Regions from separate parts of the Homo sapiens genome. Here region 1 is linked to region 2. A link is a loop called in an ENCODE intact Hi-C map of the cell type or tissue named here. Cell type or tissue: IMR-90. All regions are shown on one strand. Links, peaks and the distances in the headings refer to the core of each region. The heading gives the core; the rest is flanking DNA. Region 1 overlaps NUP210L (nucleoporin 210 like). Region 2 overlaps NUP210L (nucleoporin 210 like).

Region 1 (10,934 bases), core at 1,569-9,568, 120 kb before region 2:
GGAGGCATGTGTTAAAACTTATTTGAATAGGGCTGGGGGCAGTGGCTTAACACCTGTAATTCCAGCACTTTGGGAGGCTGAGGCAGGAGGATTGCTTGAGGCCAGGAGTTTGAGACCAGCCTGGGCAATATAGGAAGATCACGTTGCTCTTAAAAAAAAAAAAAAAAAAAAAAAAAGGCATGATGGCATGTGCCTGTAGTCCTAGCTACTCAGGAGGCTGAGGCAGGGGGATTGCTTGAGTCTAGGAGTTTAAGGTTACAGTGAGCTATGATCACACCATTTCACTCCAGCCTTAGGCAACACAGCAAGACCCAGTCTCAAAAAAAAAAAAAAAAAGAAAAAAGAGTTGAACGGGTTGAACAAAAATGTTGCCTGACAAAGATTCCACAGTTATATATCAGATGAAACTACAGATATAAATGCAATCCAATAAGAATGGGACAATTATACAAATAGATAAACAGAATGGGGAAACCAGATTCAACTGGTGTAACTTACCTTTCTCCATACTGAAATCTGAATGGACCTGAAAGACTTTACTTGCTGGAATGTCTAGCAAAGTATTACTGAACTGTACATGGCACAGCATGAGGGTCGCTGGAAGAAGTACTTTTGTAATGGCCAAGGCCTGGTTTGGGGTACAGAATCCTGAAAAGCAGAAAAGAGGTAAATAGCTTTGTCACTAACAAGAATTTGTAAAAAGAGAGACCATTATATGGAGGCAATTTTGAAGCATAAAAAAAATAAGCAAGAAAGAGGGTCAGTTATGGCTGGTTTGCCCACCTCTGCTTCAATCAAGGTGAAAGAATAGTGTGAGACCCTCGCATTCTAATTTGTGAATGACTACAGTGGGGCTTCCATTATCAATGTCATACATAGGTAGTGTCTTTTTTCAAAGATTTTTTTTGAAAAATCTTTGAGATGAAGTCTTGCTCTGTCGCCCAGTCTGGAGTGCAGTGGTGTGATTTTGGCTCACTGCAACTTCCATCTCCCGGTTCAGGCAATTCTTCCTGCCTCAGTCTCCCCAGTAGTTGGGATTACAGGTGTCTCCCACCACGCCTGGCGTCAGTGGGAGTAAGATAGATTACAGGGAAGTTAGAAATCTATTAAAAATAGGCCAGGCGCGGTGGCTCACACCTGTAATCCCAGCACTTTGGGAGGCCGAGGCAGGCGGATCACCTGAGGTTGGGAGTTCGAGACCAGCCTGACCAACATGGAGAAACCCCGTCTCTACTAAAAATACAAAATTAGCTGGGGGTGGTGGCTCATGCCTGTAATCCCAGCTACTCGGGAGGCTGAGGCAGGAGAATTGCTTGAACTCAGGAGGCAGAAGTTGCAGTGAGCCGAGATTGCGCCATTGCACTCCAGCCTTGGCAACAAGAGCGAAACTCCGTCTCAAATAAATAAATAAATAAATAAATAAATAAAAATAAAGCAGTACAGTTGGGAGGTAGCTTTTAGGTCTAAGAGAATTTGTTTTTCATATACAATGTTGTAATACAATTACAATATAATTCAAGCCCCAAATCCCTAGAACTTCATCACAAGTGGTGCCTTAAGAGGAATCATATAGACAGCAAGAAGTGGACTGTTGTTATCATTGGGTCAGCTGCAATGAGTGGCATTCTTGAAAAATCTTCAGCAAAATCAAAGGGACTGATGCATGAGGTTTCTCAATAAAATAAGTAGTGATTTTAGAAAGATTCTGGGGAATAAAACGTCAGTCTGTTGGCCAGGCACGGTGGCTAGATTTTTTTTTTTTTTTTTTGAGATGGAGTCTTGCTTTGTCGCCCAGGCCAGAGTGCAGTGGCACAATCTCAGCTCACTGCAACCTCTGTCTCCTGGGTTCAAGCAATTCTCCTGCCTCAGCCTCCCGAGTAGCTGGGATTACAGGCACCCGCCACTGCACCCGGCTAATTTTTGTATTTTTAGTAGAGACAGGGTTTCACCATCTTAGCCAGGCTGGTCTCGAACTCCTGACCTCATGATCCATCCGCCTCGGCTTCCCAAAGTGCTGGGATTACAGGTGTGAGCCACCGCGCCTGGCCATCTCTATTTTTTTTTTTTTTCTGAGAGATGGGGTCTTGCTTTGTTGCCCAGGCTGGTCTCAAACTCCTGGCCTCAAGCGATCCTCCCACCACAGCCTCCTAAATAATTGGGATTACAGGCATGAGCCACCACTCCAGAGTACTAAAATTATCTTAAGTTTTTTTTTTTTTTTTTTTTTTTTTTTGAGATGGAGTCTCACTCTGCCGCCTAGGCTGGAGTCCAGTGGTGCGATCTCGGCTCACTCTAACCCCCGCTTCCCGGGTTCAAGCAATTATCTTGCCTCAGCCTCCAAGTAGCTGGGATACAGGCACACGCCACCACACCCAGCTAGTTTTTGTATTTTTAGTAGAGATGGGGTTTCACCATGTTGGTCAGGCTGGTCTTGAACTCCTGGTCAGGCTGGTCTTGAACTCCCGACCTCAGGTGATCTGCCTGCCTTGGCCTCCCAAAGTGCTGGGATTATAGGTGTAAGCCACCGCGCCCGGCCTAAAATTTGTATTTTTAAAACTAGAAAGACAATAGTGACTAGGATGAGCCTATTTTAAAACCTTAGTCTAGTCATAATTTCTGAGGTCTCATAGAGCTCTATGATTTATTTGTCAAGATGGAGTCAGTTTTGAAATAAAAAGAAAATCTGGATTACTAATCCAAAGGGATAAATGAATTGAGGGAAAACGAGAAAGATAGGAACAATCACTGAAACCATGAAGAGATTCCTGACCTTTAAGATTGACACCATTTCTGCCAGTGGTGATGAAGAGCTTGAATACAGTTGAATTGAGGGTATTGGTGAGATAAGTCTTGAGGTCATAACTGAGCATTAATCTTGATGATGCATTGACCACCACCTGTCAGCAAATCAAAGGAAAATCTGCACCTAAGTTCCTAGAGAATCTGACTCCTTCCAGATCCACCCCTCATAACTTATTTAACCAAAAGTATCTGTTTCACACAAGTACAGATTCCATCTCATGACCACATATTTGAGAACAACAAAATCTGTTTGCCTTTGAAGACAAAATAACTTTTTTTTTTTTTTAATCAGGGTCTTGCTCTGTCACCCAGGCTGGAGTGCAGTGGCATGATCATGGCTGACTGAAGCCTCAAATTCCTAGGCTCAAGCAATCCTCCTGCCTCAGCCTCTAGAGAAGCTGGGACTACACGTATGTGTCACCATGCCTAACCAACAAAAGACGGGGTCAGCCGCGCGCGGTGGCTCACGTCTGTAATCCCAGCACTGGGAGGCCGAGGCGGGCGGCTCACCTGGGGTCAGGAGTTCCAGACTGGCCTGACCAACATGGAGAAACCCCGCCTCTACTAAAAAAAACACAAAATTAGCCGGGCTTGGTGGTGCATGCCTGTGATCCCAGCTACTCAGGAGGCTGACGCAGGAGAATCGCTTGAACCTGGGAGGCAGAGGTTGCAGTGAGCCGACATTGCGCCATTACACTCCAGCCTGGGCAACAAGAGTGAAACTCTGAATCAAAAAAAAAAAAAAAAAACAAAGACGGGGTCTTGGCCAGGCGCGGTGGCTCAGAGCGAGACTCCAAAAAAAAAAAAAGACAGGGTCTCACTATGTTGCCCCAGGTGGTCTAGAACTCCTGGCCGCAAGCCATCCTTCCACCTTGGCCTCCCAAAGTGCTGAGATTACAGGCATAAACTACCATGCCTAGCCCAAAATAACATTTTTTCTAGAAGGAAGTCTTGGGTCCAATTATTCCTTCAGACATATCTTCCCTTTGTATGACTCCCTATTAAAATGCCTTTGAGGCCAGGTGCGGTGGCTCATGCCTGTAATCCCAGCACTCTGGGAGGCTGAGGCGGGTGGATCACTTGAGGTCAGGAGTTTGAGACCAGCCTGGCCAGCATGGCGAAACCTCACCTCTACTAAAAATACAAAAATTAGCCAGGCATGTTGGAGCGTGCCTGTAATCCCAGCTACCAGGGAGGCTGAGGCAGGAGAATTGCTTGAACTCGGGAGGCGGAGTCTGCAGTGAGCTGAGATTGTGCCATTGTACTCCAGCCTGGGCGACAGAGTGAGACTCCATCTCAAAAAAACAAAACAAAACAAACAAACAAAAACAAAAAAAACACACAAAAAAAACAACTGCAACTTTCTTCAGGACATTTTCTCTTTGTCTCTAGTTGCACATAATCTCAATCTTTTCTGAAACTTCAAAGTACATTGTTTTTTCTCAAGAATACTTGTACTATTCTGCCTTATATTGTAAGTTTTTTTGTTTGTTTGTTTGTTTGTTTTGAGACGGAGTCTTGCTCTGTCACTCAGGCTACAGTGCACTGGCGCAATTTCGGCTCACTGCAGCCTCTGCGTCCTGGGTTCCAGCAGTTCTCCTGCTTCAGCCTCCCAAGTAGTTGGGATTACAGGCACGTGCCACCATGCCTGGCTGATTTTTGTATCTTTAGTAGAGATGGGATTTCACCATGTTGGCCAGGCTGGTCTCGAACTCCTGACCTCAAGGGATCCACTGACCTCGGCCTCTAAAAGTGCTGGGATTACAGGTGTGAGCCACCATGCCCAGCCCTTAATATTTTAAATTTAAATGCAATATACTCTACATTCTCCTTAGTATTACCACAGGTTTTTTAAATTCAAGAACCTTAAAACCCAAGTTAGTTACATTAATGGCTTAATAAAGAAAGGAATTTTGTCTTTTTCATATTTGTATTTCTGGAGGCCAGCACAATGCCTGACACTTAATAGGCTTTAATGAGTATCTGCTAATTAGTGAATATTAAATGAGGATTCGATGAAGTACACAAATTAGAATAGGAATGACCTTTGGACTTCCCTGTAGCATCTAACACCACAACCATTTCCTCCTTTGCCTTCTATGACACTGTTTCTCTTTGCTTTTCTGGTTCCTAATCCCTTCTCAGTCTCTTTTTCTAGTACTCTTTTCATGCTACCTCTGTCCTTGAACCTCTTATCTGCTTATAATACAAGTTCTTTTTGGATGTTATCCAAATTTTCCCTCTCTACCCTTATTAATTTTGTATTGAAGTTGCCCTGATTTATTCATTAGTCTTCAAGCACAACATGTACTTTTATTTGCCTATTGTAATTATTTGTGCCATGTATGTAATTGTTTATGTCACCACTAGACTATGAGCTCCTCAAAAGAAGGCACCAGATACCATGTGCACACATATTGAGTAACTTACTCATCTATAAAGTTGGGGCCGGGTGCAGTGACTCACATCTGTAATCCCAGCGCTTTGGGAGGCTGAGGCAGGCAGATCATTTCAGGCCAGGAGTTTGACACCAGCCTGGCCAACATGGCAAAACCCTGCCTCTACTAAAAATACAAAAATTAGCTGGGTGTGGTGGCACACACCTGTAGTCCTAGCTACTTGGGAGGCTGAGGCACGAGAATTGCTTGAACCTGGAAGGTGGAGGTTGCAGTTACCAGAGATTGTGCCACTGCACTCCAGCCTGGGCAACAGAGTGAGATTCTGTTATAAAAATAAATAAATAAAATAAAACAAAGTTGGGAAAATACTTTTTTTTCTTCAACTTTTATTTTAAGTTCCAGGGTACATGTGCAGGATGTGCAGGTTTGTTACATAGGTTAATGTGTGCCATGGTGGTTTGCTGCATAGATCAACCTATCACCCAGGTATTAAGCCCAGCATCCATTAGTTATTCTTCCTGATGCTCTCCCTCCCTCCATGCCCCACATATTTATTTTGCAGAGTTAAAAGTGATACAATTAAAAGTGATAGGTGTACTGGATGTTAAAAAAAAAAAAAAAAAAGACTGGGCTAGATGTGGTGGCAAACACCTGTAATCCCAGCACTTCGGGAGGCTGAGGCAGGTAGAACACTTGAGCCCAGGAGTTCGAGATCAGCCTGGGCAACAGGGTGAAACCCCATCTATCCAAAAACACAAAAAATTGGCTGGGCACAGTGGCTCATGCCTGTAATCTCAGCACTTTGGGAGGCTGAGGTGGGCAGCTCACTTGAGGTCAGGAGTTCGAGACAAGCCTGGCCAACATGGTGAAACCCTGTCACTACTAAAATACAAAAATTAGCTGGGTGTGGTGGCAGGTGCCTGTAATCCCAGCTACATGGGAGGCTGAGGTAGGAAAATTGCTTGAATCCAGGAGGCAAAAGTTGCAGTGAGCTGAGATTCCGCCACTACATTCCAGCTTGGGCAACAGAGTGAGACTCTGTCTCAAAACACACACACACACACACACACACACACCCCACAGAATTAGCCGAGTGTGGTGGTGTGCACCTGTGGTCCCAGCTACTCAGGAGACTGAGGTGGGAGGATCACTTGAGCCTAGGAGGTGGATCTGAGTGATCTGAGATCACACCACTGCACTCCAGCCTGGGTGACACAGCAAGACCCTGTCTCAATAAATAAATAAATAAATAAATAAATAAATAAATAAATAAATAAATAAAAATAAAAAAAATAGATGGCTAGGTGCAGTGGCTCATGCCTATAATCCTAGCACTTTGGGAGGCTGAGGCAGAAAGATGACCTGAATCTAGGAGTTTGAGACCAGCCTGGACAACATAGCGAGACCCTGTGTCTGCAAAAAAATAAAAATAATTAGCCAGGTATGCTGGCACACACTTGTGGTCCTGCTACTTTGGAGGCTGAGGCAGGAGGATGGCTTGAAACCAGGAGTTTGAGGCTGCAGTGAGCCATGATTGCATCATTGTATTCCAGCCTGGGCAACAGTGAGACACTGTCTCTTAAAAGAAAAAAAAAAGATGAGAAGTGCCAAGCCCATAGTAGATACACAAAAAGTTGTAGCTACCATGTTTGAGGAATGAAAAAAGAGGATCAAAGAAGTGCTTTGGGCAAAGAGGAAGGAGACATTACATATATTTAAGAAGGGAATAGAAAATATTTCATTAAAAAAATCCCTTTATTGTTTACCTATCTCACCTACTCAAGAATATTACTCCCTCCAGCAATCCTCTGACTTACATCAAATTTTCTGTTTCCACTGAATCATTCCCAATCCACTATTTCTCTCATAAAAAAAAAAATCCACAAAACAAACTCTTAACCCCAACTCCTTAAAAGAGCTTTCTATATTCACTGTCTCCAAGTCCTTTTCTCCAATTCTCCAATCAAACATTCATTCAGGTCACTCTGTCTGGGCACAGTGGCTCACGCCTGTAATCCCAGCACTTTGGGAGGCCGAGGCAGGCCTATCACTTGGGCTCAGGAGTTCGAGACCAGCATGGGCAACATGGTGAAATGCCATCTCTATCAAAAATACAAAACAAAACAAAACAAAACAAAAAAATTAGCTGGGCATGGCGGCATGCACCTGTAGTCCCAGCTACTAGGGAGGCTGCAGTGGGAGGATAGCTTGAGCCCAGGAAGCAGAGGTTGCAGTGAGCTGAGATCACACCACTGCATTTCAGCCTGGGCAACAGGGCGATACTCCATCTCAAAAAAAAACAAAAAAACACGCACAAAAAAGCCTGGGCGCAGTGGCAGCTCATGCCTATAATCCCAGCAATCTGGGAGGCGGAGGCGAGCAGATCACATGAGGCCAGTAGTTCGAGACCAGCCTGGCCAACATGGTGAAACCCTGTCTCTACTAAAAATACAAAAATTAGCTGGGGGTAGTGGCACGTGCCTGTAATCCCAGCTACTCAGGAGGCTGAGGCATGAGAATTGCTTGAACTCAGGAGGCAGATGTTGCAGTGAGCCAAGATTAAACCATTGCTCTCCAGCCTGGGCAATAGAGCAAGATTCTGTCTCCAACAAAAAAAAAAAAAGGGGGGGGCTCAGGTCACTTTGCTGAAGCTACTCAACAAAGTCACTAGCACCAGTCTCCATACTGCAAAAACCATCAGTCATTTCTCAATTTTCAGCTTAACCCATTAATAGTAATGATGGTTGATCACTCCCTCTTTCCTTGAAATACTTTCTTCATTTGCCTTCCAGGATACACATATCTCTAGATTTTCCTCCCATTTCACTGGTTGTTTCTTTCTTTCTTTTTTTTTTTTTTTTTGAGAGAGTCTTACTCTGTTGCCCCGGCTGGAGTGCAGTGGTGTGATCTTGGCTCACTGCAACCTCTGCCTCCTGGGTTCAAGCGATTCTCCTACCTCAGCCTCCTGAGTAGCTGGGATTACAGGTGTGTGCCACCACGCCCAGCTAATTTTTGTATTTTTAGTAGAGACGGGGTTTCACCATGTTGGTCAGGCTGGGTCTCGAACTTCTGACCTTGTGATCCACCTGCCTTGGCCTCCCAAGGTGCTGGGATTAGAGGCGTGAGCCACGGCACTAAGCCTGGTTGTTTCTTATAAGTCTTTCTTATTGGTTCTTCTCTCAGAGCTCCCTTTTTCCCTTTTGTTTCTTTCTTTTTCCATTTGCCACTAATCAAAAGGCAATCAGAACTCTTAAGATTGAAGTGCTCCCAGAACTTAGTACTTAGGTCTTTTTTCTCTTTTTTTTTCTTTTTTTTGAGAGCGACTCTCACTCTGTTGCCCAGGCTGGAGTACAGTGGCTTGATGTCAGTTCACTGCAACCTCCACCTCCCAGGTTCAAGAGATTCTCGTGCTTCAGCCTCCTGAGTAGCTGGGACTACAGATGTGAGCCACCAGGCCCGGCTAATTTTTGTATTTTTAGTAGTGATGGGGTTTCACCATGTTGGCCAGGCTGTTCTCGAACTCCTGACCTCAGGTGATCCTCCCACTTTGGCTTCCCAAAGTGCTGGAATTACAGATGTGAGCCACCGCGCCTGGCCTTTTTTCTATTTTACATTCATTCTTTGGTGATCTAATGGCCTTAAATATCTCTATTCCAATGACTCCCAGACTTTTATATCCAGCAACCTCAACATATCCAGTTGACATTTAATAGACATACCCAATTTTACATATCCAAAGATGACTGCTTTTCCCTCCAAGACTGTTCCACCTACAGTCTTCCCCATTTCAGTTGACGGTAATGCTGTCCTTTCAGCTGTTCAACCAAAAACCTGAATCATTCTGGATTTTCTTATGTTCTAGATATAATCTGTGAGGAAACTCTATTGGCTCTACCTATAAAATATACCTAGAATCTGATCAACTTCTTATCACCTCCTCTGTCACCACCCTGATCTGCCAACATATGTCACCTGGATTACCGCAGTAGACTCCCAAATGGTCTTTCAACTTCTACCCTGGTGTCTAGTGTCTAGTGCCAACCAGTACCCACTGTGATCTCTTAAAACACAGGTAGTCATTCTGCTGGTTAAGAATCCTGAACACTGTTTAGCTTTGTGTTCCAGTAAAGTTTGCTGGCTGGCTTTATATCTGTTTTATGAGTGTATTTCCTTTCCTAAGATGTATTTTCTCTATGCATATCCTCATATGTGGCAATAGTCACCCTAGTCTCTTAAACTCTGATACAGTTATGTTTACCTCTCGATATGTTTTCACTACTCCTGGGATGTCATGAAAAATCATTGCAGTCCCCGGACTCCTGGCCACTCCTACTCCAGTGACAATGTCTGTCTGTAGAATATTGTTGGCAGAAATCATCCATATCCCAGGTTCACCTAGGAAAAGACAAGAGAAAACACTTGGCTGAAGCCTTTGATATAAATCACTCTGGACTTATTCATACTCCAAATCAGTAAATTTTTCAAGCATGCAGATATCTCTTCCCAGGAGAAACAGCCAGCTTTGAAGATAACTGTTTTCTCAGTGTCAGGTTCCTCTTCGTATATCATGCCAGCAAAATAAAGAATCATAAGAAGAGCTACGTAGTTGGAGAATGTAACTGTTCTCCTTGGGAAAAAGAGAAGCTCTTTTTACATACAGGGATAACTTTCTGAATAAATTTTGTTTAGAAGCTACTAAGGACAAATTTGCTTTGAGCTACTGATTGATGACAGCAAGAAGACTGCAAAAAAGTGACCATGGCAAGAGAAAGGATTTGTTTATTTTGGCTTAAGTCTAAAGATGGCCGAGGAATGCCAAATACTGGGTTAGAGTTTGTACTTAGCCTGCAGGATTACTGATCCTGGCATATGGCTCTTTCCTTCATCACATGATGAAGCCTCCCAAAATTCCAGATTGGAAGACTATGGGACAATCCTGTCAAAAATATAGCTAAAAAGAATAAAAAATAGGCCGGGCACGGTGGCTCATGTCTGTAATCCCAGCACTTTGAGAGGCCGAGGCTGGAGGATCACCTGAGGTCAGGAGTTCGAGACCAGCCTGACCAACATGGTGAAACCCCATCCTACTAAAAATACAAAAATTAGCCAGGCGTGGTGGCGCATGCCTCTAGTTCCAGCTACTTGAGAGGCTGAGGCAGTAGAACCACTTGAACCCAGAAGGTGGAGGTTGAAGTGAGCCGAGATCACACCATTGCACTCCAGCCTGGGTGATAAGAGTGAAACTCTGTCTCAAAAAAACAAACAAACAAACAAAAAAAGAGAGGGTAAAAAATACTCTGCTTCATTGACAAGGGATTTATAATCAGGGGATTGTAACTCTCATTGCCAACCTTAAAGTAGGTTTAGCTCATTGGTCCTGGATTGCATGTTGGTAGTGGTTGTTTGCAAATCAGCTGTTATAGCATTGGGGGATTCAGCTGTATAGAGCCCCTTTGTATCAAGGTCCAAAATACGTATTAATGTTAAAGTCAGGTCCAACATTTACATCACTTTACCTAAACATATGTATCCATAGTTACCAGAAGAGGCTGCAAAGCCAAAACCATACATTACTACAAGCAGTTCTTACTTGGATGTACACATCCAGGCAGTGTACACCACTTTGGGATATGATATTTGGAAACCCAAAGAATTCACACTCATTTCCTAACCAAAGAATGATTTCCTTTTCTTTTTTTTGAGACACAGCCTGTCATCCAGGCTGGAGTGCAG
Region 2 (10,934 bases), core at 1,158-9,157:
CCTAGGTGATTTTGTCTACAATAGCTCCAACTATCACCTATCTATAAACTAACTTTCAAATATCTATCTTGATCCTCAATCTTTCTTGATCCTTGAGGATCTATCTTGATCCTCAATCTTTCTCCTCCGGAGGCATAATGAAAATTTCTGCTTGGATATCTATCCCACAGTTTTGATGTTTTAATTTAACATGTGAAAAACTGAACTCGCTATCTTTTTCCTTAAAACTGCTCTTTCTCTTATATTCTCCATCTCCATGAACAGTTCCACCAGCTACTCTATGCCAGGTGCTGGGACATATTATGAATAGTCACCATCCATGTCCTCAAAAAAGATAAATAAACAGACAAATACAATGTATTTTAATATTTGATACTTTGGAAAAAAATAACAATATGAACTGAAAATATGGGGGAAAAAAAGAACATTTAAGTTCACCTGGGGAATTCAGGGAAGTTCCTGACACACAGTTGGGGCTCAATAAATATTGAATAACTTAATTTATTTTGTAGGTATGATTGTATTTGTTGAAAAATGTCCTAGGTACCTTAAAATGACTAAAAAGCAAACAACATTGGATCAATAACTCTCCTTAATGTGTGTTAGACAAATAATATAGGCTGCTAACTAACAATATTATACAAGAAATACTGTACCTTTCAAGTCTGATAGAATTTTTTTGGTGTTGGCAACTTTTCTTGAAGTGGAGTAGCAGAGGTACTGCTCCTTTTGGAGCAGGGCTACGCTATAGACAGTGTGCCCAAAGTAGAGACATTCTTATTCAGAGTAAGCCTACTAGGCCCTACCTAATCTGCCCCTCCCCTACTCTATTACTTCTACTATTTCCTGATTCACTGCACTTTAGCTTCACTGTCTTCCTTACTCTTCTTTAATCATGCCAAATATGTTCCTACTTCAGAACCTTTGCCATTGCTCTTTCCTTTCCCTAGAAGTCTTTCACCAATTATCCACATGGCTTATTGTGCCAGTGTCGCCTCATCAGAGAGGACTTTTCTAACTATGCTAGGTAAAGACTGGGTGTGGTGGATCACACCTGTAATCCAAGCACTTTGGGAGGCCTAGGCAGGAGGTTCATTTAAGGCCAGTAGTTCATCCAGCCTACTCAGCCTAGCAAGACATCTCTACAAAAAAAGACACAATTAGTATGGCACGGTGGTGTATGCCTATAGTCCCAGCTACTCAGAAGGCTGAGGTGGGAGGATTGCTCAAGGCTACTATGAGTTATGATCATGCCTCTGCACTCTAACCTGGGCATCAGAGTGAGACTCTATCTCTAAAAAAAAAAAAAAAAATCTGGCTGGGTGTGGTGGCTCATGCCTGGAATCCTAGCACTTTGGGAGGCCAAGGCAGGTGAATCGCTTGAGTCCAGGAGTTCAAGAGCAGTGTGGGCAACATGGCGAGACCTTGTGTCTATAAAAAAATACAAAAATTAGCTGGGCGTGGTGGCACGTGCCTGTGGTCCCAGCTACTTGGGAGGCTGAGCTGGGAGGATCACTTGAGCCTGGAGTTTACAGGTTGCAGTGAGCCAAGAGCCAAGATTGCACCACTGCACTCCAGCCTGGGCAACAGAGTGAGACCCTGTCTCTACAAAAATAATAATTTTTTGGCCAGGCACAGTGGCTCATGCCTGTAATCCCAGCACTGTGGAAGGCCGAAGTGGGTGGATCATCTGAGGTCAGGAGTTCAAGTCCAGCCTGGCCAACATGGTGAAACCCCATCTCTACTAAAAATACAAAAATTAGCCGGGCATGGTGGCGCACACCTGTAATCCCAGCTGCTTAGGAGGCCGAGGCAGGAGAATAACTCGAACCTGGGAGGCGGAGGTGGGAGTGAGCAGAAATCGCGCCACTGCACTCCAGCTTGGGCAACAAGAGCAAAACTCCACCTCAAAAAAAAAATAATAATAATAATAATAATATTTTAAGAATCTAACTATACTGGACAAAATGGCAATTTGTATACCCAGAGCTTAGAACAATGTTGAGCATATAGTAGAAATATAATAGATATTTGCTGAATGAATTTCTTTCAGATTAAAATATTCAAAAAAAATACCAAATAAAACACAGAGAGATGGAGTCCAAATCATATTTCAATTTTCTGAGAATTTAAATCTTCATTCTCTTCTGTTTTCATTGACTATTACAGATCTCCGTGTACCTTTTTTTTTTTTTTTTTTGAGATGGAGTTTCAGGCCGGGCGCGGTGGCTCACGCCTGTAATCCCAGCACTTTGGGAGGCCGAGGCGGGCAGATCACAAGGTCAGGAGATCGAGACCATCCTGGCTAACACAGTGAAACCCCGTCTCTACTAAAAATACAAAAAATTAGCTGGGCGAGGTGACGGGCGCCTGTAGTCCCAGCTACTCGGGAGGCTGAGGCAGGAGAACGGCGTGAACCCCGGGGGCGGAGCCTGCAGTGAGCCGAGATTGCGCCACTGCACTCCGGCCTGGGCGACAGCGAGACTCCGTCTCAAAAAAAAAAAAAAAAAAAAGATGGAGTTTTGCTCTTGTTGCCCAGGCTGGAGTGCAGTGGTGCGATCTTGGCTCACCGCAACCTCCACTTCCCGGGGGTTCAAGCGATTCTCCTGCCTCAGCCTCCCGAGTAGCTGGGATTACAGGCATGCACCACCACGCCCGGCTAATTTTTGTATTTTTAGTAGAGACGGGGTTTCTTCATGTTGGTCAAGCTGTTCTCAAACTCCCGACCTCAGGTGATCAGCCGGCCTCGGCCTCCCAAAGTGCTGGGATTACATGCGTGAGCCACCACGCCCGGCCTCTGTGTACCTTTCTTTGTTCAATCCTTGCATAGCAGGTTTAGTGAATTTTTAAAAATTGCTCTCAACACAATAAAAATATTAGTTAAACATCTACTGGAGACAATAGCATATTTTCTCAATTATCATGTACAAATAGAAAAGAGAATTAAATAAAATTCTCACATGTTCTTCCAAACTCCGTTTTCCCCATTCCCCTAATTACAGTTTTTTTATTTCCCTAATTACAATTTGATTGAGGTTGCAAATAAGCATTGAAGTTAGTAGATCCCAAGTTCCAACTATACTCCTTTTCTCTACTTACTCTGCTAGAAATTATGACAGTAATAACTTATAATTCTTTATTAAAAATAAAACCTATAGGAAAACACTGTAGTAGTATTATAATCTTTTTTTTTTTTTTGAGACGGAGTCTCGCTGTGCCGCCCAGGTTGGAGTGCAGTGGCACGATTTTGGCTCACTGCAACCTCTGCCTCCCGGGTTCACACCATTCTCCTGCCTCAGCCTCCCGAGTAGCTGGGACTACAGGCGCCCGCCACCACGCCTGGCTAATTTTTAGTATTTTTAGTAGAGTCAGGGTTTCACCGTGTTAGCCAGGATGGTCTCGATCTCCTGACCTTGTGATCAGCCCGCCTCGGCCTCCCAAAGTGCTGGAATTACAGGCGTGAGCCACCGCGCCCGGCCATAATCATTCTTAATAAATTATTTTACCAAAGAACATGTCTAGGATGCTCAAGGAAGTGTAGACTGGCAGCTAAAACTTGAACAAAAGGATACTTTTATGGACAAAGACAAGATTAGTCTGGCCCAGTTGTGAGGCAGTCACCATGGCTGTTTTGTCATCCAGTATAGCCACTTTCTCAGAATGAGACCCGTTAAGTGCAACTCTATGGTCTTGCAATTCCAGTATATAATGTTCCAGGGGAAATTTCACCTCTGTAAGACATGAAAGATACATAAATGTAATGACAGCAGCCATTCCAGTAGATAATGATGTATTCTTGATCATAAAGGAATGATCAGGAAGCAGACATAAAATAAGAGTATGATCTGCTTCTAATGTTTTTCCTGCTATGATGAATTTCTACATGTAACCATTTGGGGGGAGTATATGAGTTAAAATATATTGCTGGAGGCTGGGTGTGGTGGCTCCGCCTGTAATCCCAGCACTTTGGGAGGCCAAGGCGGGTGGATCACCTGAAGTTAGGAGTTCGAGACCAGCCTGGCCAACATGGTGAAACCCCGTCTCTACTAAAAATACCAAAATTAGCCGGGCGTGATGGCGTGTGCCTGTAATCCCAGCTACTCGGGAGGCTGATGCAGGAGAATCGCTTGAACCTGGGAGGTGGAGGTTGCAGTGAGCTGAGATCAAACCATTGCACTCTAGCCTGGGCGACAAAGCATAACTCCGTCTCAAAATAAATAAATAAATAAATAAAAATTAAAAATATATATATACAGAGAGAGAGAGAAAGAAAGAATTGGTTTTGCTTGTATTCTTAAAAACTAGTGAACTGAGTAGCAGGAGGGGTCATCATTAGTAAGAAAAAGATTAACGTTAATGGAGCCAATACATACTTTAAAAGCTCAATGTAACTTTTAGGCCAGGTGCGGTGGTTCACGCCTGTAATCCCAGCACCGTGGGAAGCCGAGGTGGGTGAACCACGAGGTCAGGAGTTCGAGACCAGCCTGGGCAACATGGTGAAACCCCATCTCTACTAAAAATGCAAAAAATTAGCTGGGCGTAGTGGCGGGCTCCTGTAATCCCAGCTACTCGGGAGGCTGCGGCAGGAGAATCGTTTGAACCTGGGAGGCAGAGGTTGCAGTGAGCCGAGATCATGCCACTGCACTCCAGCCTGGGCGACAGAGTGAGAATCCATCTCAAAAAAAAAAAAAAAAAAAAAGCTCAATGTAACTTTTAGTATCAACAGAATATTAAGCTTTCAGTCGATGAATTGAGTTTCTCAAGAAACAACTTTTGCAAAGATCATTGCAATGCTCATTCAGGTCCCTTCTGGTAAAGTGTCTTAACTTGCCCTTCAAAAGCTAGTAAAGCTTTAATTGTTTTATTTATTTAGTTATTTTTAGAGATGAGGTCTCAGCTTGGCACAGTAGCTCACACCTATAATCTCAGCCCTTTGGGAGGGAGGCCAAGGTGGGAGAATCACTTGGGACAAGGAGTTCAAGACCAGCCTGGGTAACATAATGAGATCCCATTTCTAACAAAAAAAAGAGGCCGGGAGTGATGGCTCACGCCTGTAATCCCAGCACTTTGGGAGGCTGAGGCAGATGGATCATGAGGCCAGGAGTTTGAGACCAGCCTGGCCAGCATGGTGAAACCCCGTCTCTACTAAAAATACAAAAAATTAGCTGGGCATGGTGGTGCACACCTGTAATCCCAGCTACTCGGGAGGCTGAGGCAGGAGAACTGCTTGAACCCAGAGGTGGAGGTTGCAGTGAGCCGAGATCATGCCACTGCACTCCAGCCTGGGTGACAGAGAGAGACTACATCTAGAAAAAAAAAAAAAAAGAGCTTGATATGGTGGCAGGAACCTGTAGTTCCAGCCATTCAGGAGGCTGAGGTGGGAGGATCACTTGAGCACAGGAGTTCAATGTTGCAATGAGCCATGATCATGCCACTGTACTACAACCTGGGCAACAGAGTGAGACCCCCATCTCAAAAAAATAAAAATAAAAAAATAATAAAGATATGGGGATCTTGCTCTGTTGCCTAGATTGGTCTCCAACTTCTGGCCTCAAGCAATCTTCCTGCCTCAGCTTCCAGAGTAGCTGGAATTACAAGCGAGAGCCACCATGCCTGGCTAGTTGTTGTTTTAATAGAGAATTCAGATGCCTATTGGCACCGAAGCTAAGCAGCCTAACTATGCCATTAATATGTTCAAGATATGGGGCTATTTCTGTCTAATATTAGTTAAGTACAGCAATTAACACTTTACCACAAAATCTAAAAACACAAGTATTTTTCATATGTAATGTGGAGTTGCTGATCTTGTCAGCAGAAAAGATTTGGGAAATGTGAGTCATAGGAGAAAAAATAAATCACCTTACCTGTCACTCTCCCTTGAACCATTTTTGCAACTTGGTATTTAATATATGTTCCTACTAAGAGATAAATATCATGGGATGGTATAAGAAATATATTCTCCAAAACAAGCAGACGTATTAAGGCTGCTGCCACTTTCTAAAAGAGGGAGGGAAGGAAAAAAAAAAACAGTTTCCATGGACGGAACCCTCACAGTCATCTTTCTTGTTAAAAGCTTACTTCTTTTAAACTTCTTTTAAAATTTTTTATAAAGATTTTTTTAAAAGCTTTCCTAATCACAAGTCATAATTTCAGCTAGCCTTAAAAAGTGATTATGAATCTTAATACCTTATTAACTTTCTAAGATACTCAGACTTAGAACAAAAAAGTCTTCTAAAAGAAAAAAAGTAGGTAAATAAAAAGTCAAGTATGCTGAAATGAGAAAAGGTAAGACTCAATTGTAGAACACAGAAATTCTTTTAGCCAACCTCCAATTAACTGACTTGCCAGATTAAGTTACTTTCCACTCTCTGTTGAACACATTGATTTTTATGAAGATTTACCCAATGCAAGGTTGGTAGGCTTCTCTCTAGGAGGTCCACACACTCATGTTCTTGCCATTGAATTAAATGCTTACCAAAAAACATTTGTTTTTCCCAAACCTATTTATGCAAGTTGTGCTTATAATTATAATCACATTAAAACAAAAACTATACATGTGAAAAGAGAACTGTTATTTCTATTAAAAATTTAAATGTGTCAAAAAAAGTTAAAGGCAAGCTGCTAATATATACTATCAATTAGGTATAAGTGAGAAATGTAAAATATTAGGGAAAATCCTTTAAAATATAAATTTTTGCACACAAATTCTTCCTGCATCTAAATTTTTACTTGACTAGAAATTAGGGCCGGGTGTGGTGGCTCACGCCTGTAATCCTAGCACTTTAGGAGGCCGAGACAGGTGGATCACTTGAGGCCAGAAGTTTGAAACCAGCCTGGCCATCATGGTGAAACTCTGTTTCTACTAAAAATACAAAAATTAGTTGGGCATGGTGACACACACCTGTAATCCCAGATATTCGGGAGGCTGAGGCACAAGAATCACTTGAAACCCCCCCACCCCAAAAAAGGAAGAAATTAGAAACTGTAGTTTATTGGAGAAAGTGTATGTAGATTTCAAATCAGTGAACTCATGGTCAAAGAAAGGCCTTGCACCTACATCAAGGATTGGTGAATAAAATGTAGTTATATATTTTAAGAGAAAATGCCAGTCACATTTGTAATTGTAATCAGGCAATAAAATGTTTAAGATAATTGTTTAATGCTTACCTACTTCAAATAACTTTTTCAATTAAATGACCAACTATTGGCCCAAATCACATCAGACTAGAGGGCTTCTACTATAGATAAACATAAAAAACTATATTTTCCATAGGCAAGACTATTAAATGAAAAATTTATAACACTGGCCAGTTGTGTGGGCTCACGCCTGTAATCCCAGCACTTTAGGAGACTGGGGCAGGCAGACTGCTTGAGCTCAGAAGTTTGAGACCAGCCTGGGCAACCTGGTGAAACCCTGTCTGTCTCTACAAAAACAAACAAACAAACAAAAAAAAAAAAAAAACAGGGCGGGTAGTGCATTCTTGTAGTACCTGGGCAACAGAGTTAGACCATATCTTGAAAAAACAAGTAAGGAAAATTTATAGCACACAAACTTTTTACCTTATAGAATGGTTCATGAATTCGAACTTTTACAACAGCAGCACCAGTTCTAATCCCAGACACTAAAATCACATCTCCTTGTTTCTCCTCTTTTTCCATCTCAGCTATATATATTGGGGGAGCATATTCTGCTTCGGAGTATTTAAGAATCCTAAAGACATAAAATAAAATGTGTTTCTAGCAGAATTAAACGAAGGGTTCTTCCAAAAGTCCCTAAGAGACTTTAAACATAGTTTCTTCAATGTCTATAGAATGTAAAACACTTTTGACTGGGCATGGTAGCTCACGCCTGTAATCCTAGCACTTTGGGAGGCCAAGGCGGGCACATCACTTGAGGTCAGGAATTTGAGACCAGCCAGGCCAACATGGCAAAACTCCATCTCTACTAAAAATACAAAAATTAGCCGGGCGTGGTGGCATGTGCCTGTAATTCCAGCTACTTGGGAAGCTGAGACAGGAGAATCACTTGAACCCAGGAGATGGAGGTTGCAGTGAGCCAAGATTGTGCCACTGCACTCCAGCCTGGGTGACAGAGCAAGACTCCGTCTCAAAAAAAAAAAAAAAAGAAAAAGAAAAAGATAAAGGCAAGGCGCAGTGGCTCACGCCTATAATCCCAGCACTTTGGGAGGCAGAGGCGGGTGGATCACTTGAGGTCAGGAGTTTGAGACCACCCTGGCCAATATGGCGAAACCCCATCTCCACTAAAAATACAAAAATTAGCTGGGCGTGGTGGCAGGCACCTGTAGTCCCAGCTACTCAGGAGACTGAGGCAGGAGAATCGCTTGAACCCAGGAGGTGGAGGCTGTAGTGAGCCGAGATCGTGTCACTGCACTCCAGCCTGAGTGACAGAGCAAGACTCCATCTCAAAAAAAAAAACAGAAAAAGAAAAGAAAAAGAAAAGGCCAGACACGGTGGCTCACGCCGTAATCCCAGCACTTTGGGAGGCCAAAGTGGGCAGATCAGGAGGTCAGGAGATTGAGAACATCCTGGCTAACAGAGTGAAACCCTGTTCTCTACTAAAAATACAACAACAACAAAAAAAATTAGCTGGGCGTGGTGGCGGGCTCCTGTAGTCCTAGCTACTTAGGAGGCTGAGGCAGGAGAATGGCGTGAACCCGGGAGGCAGAGGTTGCAGTGAGCCAAGATCACGCCACTGCACTCCAGCCTGGGAGACAGAGCAAGACTCCATCTCGAAGAAAAAAAAAAAAAAAAAAGAAAGGGATTTATGAGCCTCTGGCTAAAATTGTGGTGGGAGTAAAACTTGGATCTGAGATCTACTCCTTGGTACTGAAGACAAAATTTCATACTATCATCCTTCTCCCTCTACTCCAGCATGTGCAGGTAGCTTGAACAAAAAGAATTTCCAGAAGATATACCTGGCTCAAATAATTGTGTAGTACTTAGCCCATGAACTCCTCCATAATAACTCAGATTAAGCGATCATAAAGGTACCTACATCTATGTCATATTTCATTCTATCAAAGACATTTCTCTCAGTAATTTATCAGTTTCAAAAAAGTAGATAGCAGGGTCATCAAAGTCCACACAAATGGTTGCTTGTTCAGCATGCCGCTTAATGGCAGATGTCTTCTTCATAGTCAGATGATTTATGTTTGGTTTCAAGTTTACCTAATTTTGCTAGACAGTTCTTCTCTTGCTGACTCGTTGTCCTGGGCAATGCTCCACTCAAACATCATCCCTGCCAAACTACTAAAAGTATTTCCTGTAGAGCAAGCCAAAAGCAGACAAGATAGGATCACGTATTTAAAAATATTCAGGTATTTACAACAAGAAAGGGAAACCTAACTAGAAAATTACTTTGAAGCCTCTTTCATTAAGAAATAGAAAGCACTATCATTAATGAATTAAAACATATATATGAGAAAGTTCCCTACACAAACAATAAATGATGTTGCTGCACAAGCTGTCTGAAAGTAAAAAGGGCTCAAGCTGATTAACTTCTGGTTGACAATAATTATGCCATGCTCCTGTTCCTTTCTACATAAAGGCCACCTCATGGTTGACAAAGCATCCTTAATCCTGGTCCCCTCCACACAAATTTTTGTAAAAACTTTCCAGGCCCGGTGCAATAGCTTGTACCTGTAATCCCAGCACTTTGGGAGGCCAAGGCAGGAGGATCGCTGGAACCCAGGAGTTTGAGACCAACCTGGGCAACATAGTGACACCTGGTCTGTAAAATAAAAACTTAGCCAGGTATGGTGGCCTGCACCTGTAGTCCTAGCTACTCAGGAGGTTGAGGTAGGAGGATTGCTTGAGCCTGGGAGGTCAAGGCTGCAGTGAGCCATGCTTGTGTCACCGCACTCCAGCCTGAGTGACAGACTCTGTATCCAAAAAAAAAAAAAAGCTTCCAGAATTCCCGAATAGTTCATTTTTCAGATTAAAAAAACAAATCACTCATGTAATTAACAAAGAAAGTGGCAATACATTATAATTTTTTTTTAATTAACCATGGGAAACTTGGCCTCACAGGATACTTCAACCTCGGCCTCCCAAAGTGCTAGAATTAGAAGCATGAGCCACCACGTCCCACCTAAATTTTTTTTTTACTACCTAAGTGTTTTTTAATACCTCATTATAGCATTAATATAGTATACAGTATTAAAAGCATTAAAGATTAGATCAAGATTGTAACTTTTTTACAGATTTACATTTAATTCTCCTGGTCTATAGAAAGTGGATTGATCAAACAGAGCTAGCAATAAATTCCAAAAAGTGTTCTTCATTGTTGATCTAGGGCCCATCAACAGAAGCTCAGTGGTAGATTTGGGTATCTAAGAAAAGTTCGGAGGCCAGTGCGGTGGCTCATGCCTGTAATCCCAACACTTTGGGAGGCCGAGGAAGGCAGATCACTTGAGGCCAGGAGTTCGAGACCAGCCTGGTCAACATGGTGAAACCCGTCTCTATTAAAAATACAAACATTAACGGGTGTGGTGGCGCGTGCCTGTATTCCCAGCTACTTGGGAGGCTGAGGCACAAGAATCGCCTGAAGCGGGAGGGCAGAGGTTGCAGTGAGCCAAGATCGCACCACTGCACTTGAGCCTAGGCAACAGAGCGAGACTCCATCTCAAAAAAAAAAAAGAAAGTGGCCAGGCGCGGTGGCTCACGCCTGTAATCCCAGCACTTTGGGAGGCCAAGGCGGGTGGATCACCTGAGGTCAGGAGTTCAAGACCAGCTTGACCAACATGGTGAAAGCCCATCTCTACTAAAAATACAAAATTAGCCGGGAGTGGTGGCGCAGGCCTGTAATCCCAGCTACCCAGGAGGCTGAAGCAGGAGAACTGCTTGAACTCAGGAGGCAGAGGTTGCAGTGAGCCAAGATCATGCCATTGTACTCCAGCCTGGGCAACAAAAGC

The links. Hi-C counts contacts between places; a loop is a spot of excess contacts. Peaks named below come from ENCODE experiments on the same cell type or tissue, not always from the same donor. Only the 100,000 strongest peaks of a DNase experiment are listed, where the experiment ranks them.
Region 1: a loop joins it to region 2, with 2.8 times the contacts of the local background. A loop is called at or near these places in 4 of 110 quality-filtered maps.

Annotation. Positions count from the first base shown.
Region 1 is chr1:154,009,474-154,020,407 of GRCh38, forward strand. It overlaps NUP210L (nucleoporin 210 like), which reads right to left. Exons shown (of 40, transcript NM_207308.3): 33 at 9,460-9,596; 34 at 2,771-2,897; 35 at 499-648. Among named protein-coding and RNA genes, the nearest start is that of RPS27, 24 kb to the left of the region's middle. In IMR-90, for the core only: no CTCF peak of the experiment used is centred there; a DNase peak (open chromatin) is centred at 5,228.
Region 2 is chr1:154,132,242-154,143,175 of GRCh38, forward strand. It overlaps NUP210L (nucleoporin 210 like), which reads right to left. Exons shown (of 40, transcript NM_207308.3): 4 at 9,190-9,283; 5 at 7,561-7,711; 6 at 5,865-5,997; 7 at 3,573-3,731. Among named protein-coding and RNA genes, the nearest start is that of NUP210L, 17 kb to the right of the region's middle. In IMR-90, for the core only: no CTCF peak of the experiment used is centred there; no DNase peak of the experiment used is centred there.